2 separate regions of the Homo sapiens genome follow, and region 2 is linked to region 1. A link is an interaction called in ENCODE POLR2A ChIA-PET data of the cell type or tissue named here. Cell type or tissue: B cell. All regions are shown on one strand.

The links. Peaks named below come from ENCODE experiments on the same cell type or tissue, not always from the same donor. Only the 100,000 strongest peaks of a DNase experiment are listed, where the experiment ranks them.
Region 2: POLR2A ChIA-PET joins it to region 1 with 6 read pairs; 3 of 35 experiments call an interaction of 5 or more read pairs at or near these places.

What each region holds. Positions count from the first base shown.
Region 1 is chr1:15,936,569-15,939,068 of GRCh38, reverse strand. SPEN (spen family transcriptional repressor) reads right to left here. Exons shown (of 15, transcript NM_015001.3): 12 at 1,424-1,906; 13 at 1,063-1,257; 14 at 193-351. Among named protein-coding and RNA genes, the nearest start is that of ZBTB17, 38 kb to the left of the region's middle. In B cell, no CTCF peak of the experiment used is centred here; a DNase peak (open chromatin) is centred at 1,138; H3K27ac peaks cover 681 bases.
Region 2 is chr1:16,063,585-16,066,084 of GRCh38, reverse strand. FAM131C (family with sequence similarity 131 member C) reads left to right here. Exons shown (of 7, transcript NM_182623.3): 2 at 2,449-2,500. Among named protein-coding and RNA genes, the nearest start is that of FAM131C, 8.8 kb to the left of the region's middle. In B cell, no CTCF peak of the experiment used is centred here; no DNase peak of the experiment used is centred here; H3K27me3 peaks cover 343 bases.

The DNA.
Region 1 (2,500 bases):
CAGCGGTTCCCTGGGTTCTCTTCAGGATGGGTGATGGCGCCCCGCCCCATGTGCTCTACTGACTTCTGTCCAAAATGCCCCTTTGCCCACCTCTGGGGCCAGATCTAGTGGGCACCAGATGAGTAGGCCCACCTACCCTGATCAGCCCCACCTGTGGGTGTACATGTGAAGGAAGGACACAGGACAACCGACCTGATTGGAGCCAGGGTTGGGAACGTTGATGATCCCTGCCGCCTGCTTGGCCTGCAGGTAAGTGATGAAGGCAGCCTTGAGGGACTCGGTCTGGCTCACAACATCCTCTTGGTCACGGCCACAGGGCAGAGCCAGCAGCAGACAGTAATCTGTCTCCACCTGAGGCAGAGGCCAGCTGCCAGTGAGCAGGGGCCTCCTAGTCAAACAGCAGCCCACATCCAACCCACAGTATCAGGTCCACAAAAACCCCCACCTCTGAGATGACTTTAAAGGCTACCCTGATATTTGAATGAAAAAAAAAAAAAAAAAAAGCTTTTTTTCAACCTGAGAAAGCTGATTTAAAAAATAATAATTTTTAAAAACTGTAAAGCCTTGTTTCTGGGTCTAGAGGTACTTTACATCCCCCCACCAAGTAGAAGCATAGTGGACCCTTCATTGCTCACTTCAAGAATACCGTTACTGGCCAGGCACAGTGGCTCAGGCCTGTAATCCCAGCACTTTGGGAGGCCAAGGCAGCCAGATCACTTGAGGTCAGGAGTTCAAGGCTGGCCTGGCCAACATGGTGAAACCCCATCTCTACTAAAAATACAAAAAATTAGCTGGGCATGGTGGTGCCATGGTGGTGCGTGCCTATAATCCCAGCTACTCAGGAGGCTGAGGCAAGAGAATGGCTTGAACCCGGGAGGCAGAGGCTATAATGAACAGAGATCGCACCGCTGCACTCCAGCCCAGGCGACAGAGACTGTTTCAACAACAACAAGAATACAGTTAATGCTTCCATGACAGGCCAGGGAGATGGGCTGGCAGGGACTACCTACGTCTTCCTCCCTGTAGGTGGGGCAGTTGCTCACCTGGGCCTGAGAGTCTTACCGTCATCCTTCGGGCAACCCCTTCCAGCTGCGTTGCCTCCAGCCGCATCCTCTGGGCGATCCTTAGTGGGGGCCCTCCTTCAGAAAGGGGCAGGGACCGATGGGCCAGGACGTTGTTGCCAGAGACGAAGTGGAGCTGCACAGCAGCTGTGTCATTCTTGAGGGCCAGCAGGCCCTGCCACACGATGGGGTACTTCTGCTCACAGGGAAACAAACAGGAAGTGAGCTCATGGCCCCTCGCTGAGCCATGCTGGACACAGCCAGAGGCTGTAGCTTGTGGGTCTGTTAACTAGGGAATCTTAGGACATTTGACATGGCATAAAACTTGGGGGCCAGGAAGGGCAGCCCCTGCTCATGCTTACCTTCAGAAGTTGAACCATATCCACGGGTCTCTGGGAAGTCAGGTGTGGAGAGGAATCTTGTTTGGGGGCTGGCTGGAATTCAGTGTGTGGCAGAACCAGTCCTGGTGGGGTGCTGGGGCCAGAGGTTGTTGGGACAAACAACGGCTGTTTTGGGGCAGTCTGAGTGGGAAGAGAGACTGGAAGGTCAGGCTTCATGGAGACAGACACAGGGGAGGGGAAGGAAGTCGGGCCTGTTTCTGCTTGTGCCCTCTGAACCTGGGTGTGAGGCTCAGGTGGCCTGTTTGCAGGTCCAGCTGGGAGGCGAGGCTGCTCTACTCCCGTCTGGGTCCCCTTTGCCTCCTGGGACACTTGAGGCATCTTGCTGCTTGGTGGCTGGCCGGGCTGACCGAGCTGGGAGGGCGGGCAGGGTGGTGCAGGCTGGGCAGGCTGTGTGGACTGCACAGGCTGAGGAGGCTGCAGGGGCTCACCTTCAGGAGGAGGGCCCTGGTGTAGGGAAGGAAGGCAAAGGGACAGAGTCAGTCTGTTGTGCACAAGCCCCTGAGACCAACAAATGACCCAAAGGGCCACAGGGAAAGGATAAGATGTGGCATCTCCCGTTAAGTCAGGCCCACAGAAGGAGCCTGAATCAACGGAGCTGCTTTCGGGGTTCCAGGTAAGGAGAGATCCCCTATTACCTGCCTCCTGCTGATGCTACCCAGCAAGAGCTCCCTCCCCATATGCAGAACTCCCCATGATGTGATCTAATACTTTCATCTCAGAACTAAGAAAGCTCTTTAAACTCATGAAAAGATCAACATCTTTAGGGACTAGCTGACCAGTTCACTTGTACTCAACCACTATCTTTACCAAAAGGCGGATTTCTTTTTCTTTAAGTAGGGACAGAGTTTCACCATGTTGGCCAAGCTGGTCTTGAACTCCTGACCTCAAGTGATCTGCCAGCCCTGGCCTCCCAAAGTGTTGGGATTACAGGCGTGAGCCACTATGCCCGGCTTTTTTTTTTTTTGAGACTGGGTCTCGCTCTGTCACTGGAGCCTAGTGGCACGACCTTGGTTCAATGCAACCTCTGCCTCCAGGGCT
Region 2 (2,500 bases), 130 kb before region 1:
TGAAACCCTGTCTCTACTGGAAATATAAAAATGAGCAGGTGCCCATAATCCCAGCTACTCAGGAGGCTGAGGCAGGAGAATCGCTTGAATCTGGGAGGCGGAGGTTAGAGTGAGTCGAGATCACGCCACTGTACTCCAGCCTGGGTGACAGAGCGAGATTCTGTCTCCAAAAAAAAAAGAAAAGAAAACCTTAATCTCACCTCCAACTGAATGCTTACCTTCCCCCTGCCAGCTGCCCCTGAAATGAGGATTTGGGTACAACTGATATGAGGTGAACCTTCCAGAGGAAGCCAGTAGGGAATGGAGCGAGAGGAGGATGGAGGAGGCCAGCCAGGCAGTGGGGTGGTCTCAGGCCTGGCCTCAGCCTGGTCCTGCAGGGTACTCCGGAGGGTAAGTGAAGGGGAATTTTCGGATCCCAGACAAAAGAGCTGGGGTTCTGCACCTGGTAGTCATTGGCTTGGGGCCACTCTGGGTGGGGCCAACAGAAATTTACCTAGGGCAGCCCCTGTAGAAAGAGCCACAGGTGGTGCCTCTTAGAAGCCATGCAGGGCGCCAGGGCAAAAACAGGAGAAAGGAATCCAGGGGAATTGGGGGCAGCACCCACATGGTCCCCTAACCCCAGTGACACAATCTGGCCTAGAGCATTAAGTCCCTCCGCTGGCGGGCAGAGAGTGAGCGCAGGGACCATTGTCTTCCAGGGAGGGAGGATGCCTGCAGCAGGGGAGCCCTGGGAGAAGGGAGCCGGGAGACCTGGAATAGACCTAAGAGAGGGCTAACAGGATTTGCCGGTTGACTGCGTGGCCCCGGGGAGAGTGGGGGAAGGCAGGACCCTGAGAAACTCCCAGGGTTGTAGTTGGTGCAGTGGGGGATGGGGGGAAGGTGGACCTGGAATTGGGAATCCTCTTTTGCCCAGGTGTGCTTGGGGTGCCCCTTGGGCATCCATGTGGAGAGCTGGAAACTCAGTTGGGAGCTCAAGTGAGGAGTCAGGGCTGGAGGTGTGCACATGGGCAGCGGGCAGCGGAAACAGGAAGGTGAGACCTCCTGGGGAGAGAGGGTGGAGAAGGGCCAGGACAGAAGTGTGCCAGCCAACGGGCAGGGGTGAGCCAGGGAGGAGCCAAAGAGGGGACCCAGGACAGCAGCCAGAGAGGCCAGAGGCCAGGATAAGAGCGAGGCTCAAGAGGGCAGGAAGGCTGCACAGCTCCAGCTCCAAGAAGAGGCTGGAGCAGCCCCCATTGGAGTTGGCCCCACGGATTTTCCTGGCAGCTTGGCAAGGGCTGCCTCATGAAAGCCTGCTTGGAATGGGTGGAGGAGAAGTGGAGGACGAGGAAGTAGATGTGGGACACAGCTCTCTGCACGTCCAGCGAGAAGGGAGCAGAGGAACGGCCAAGTCGCTGGAAGGAAACAGTGGTCACAAGCTTCTGAGAAGACAGGAGATGCTTGGGTTGCCAGGATGCTGACGGCCCCACCCAGTGGTAAAGGGGACAGAGGAGTGAGAATGCAGGAGAAGGTCCAGAGCCCAAGACACATCGCAGCATATGAGATCCCGGCTGAATGCTTCAAAGTGGACAGAGTGGAGAGGGCACAGTGACACCGCAGGAGGGAGAGCAGAGCCTCTGGGGGGAGGGCAGGGGCAGGACCCAGCCCTGGGTGGATGGGCCAGAAGGTCTTGGGTGCAGCAGGAACAGCTCTTCCTTTGTTGCAGGAGGGAAAGGCGATGATGTGGGCAAAGGTGCAGGCAGGCTCTGGTGATTTGGGTGGAAAGATCCAGGTGACACCTTTCCAAGGATCCTGGACCCAGTGAGGGAGGGGCAGAAGCCCCCAGCAGTGTGTGGGGTAGGGGAGGGGGTGTGTTTCATGTCTGAGAAGGAAGGATGGGGTGAAGCTGTCAACCTGGCAGGAAACAAAGACAGCAGGAAATGCAGAAACAGAGAAGGATCCGGGCAGCGTCCCACGGGAGGCTGGGGCTACAATCTCGCATGCAGCGGTCACTTTCTCCAGCAACATTCAGCTCCTCAGATCCAGGCACAGGGCAGGAGGGTCAGACCCAAACCGGGGTGAGAGGTAAGGGCGTCTGTGAGAGAGAGCTCAGAGGCCATGCCAGGGTGTCAGCCGGGCCAGGAGCAAAAGAGGACGGGAGGATCTAGTCTGGAAATATGAGGGTAAATGGATTAAAGATCTCCACGAGGCCAAAATCATGCTGGAGTGTGGGTGCTAGAAACTGAGAAAAGGGAGTAAAAAGAAGATGAGGCCAGTAATTCCCGCTGAGGGGCACAGGCAGGAGGGCATCTGGCTGGACCCCTTCCCTGCTGTGGACTTGAGTCTGCTTTCTCTACGATGTTGTTGGATAAAAACAAGGCCATACTCACCTTACGGGGGGGCCTTGAACATGCTTTGTAAGCAAGAGAGGGCTGGGCTTTGCTGAGTTCCTCCTCTTGCTCTTATTTCCAGACCTGTTCACAAGTGCCCACAAGAACTGCCCCATGCCCCAGGGTGCGGACCC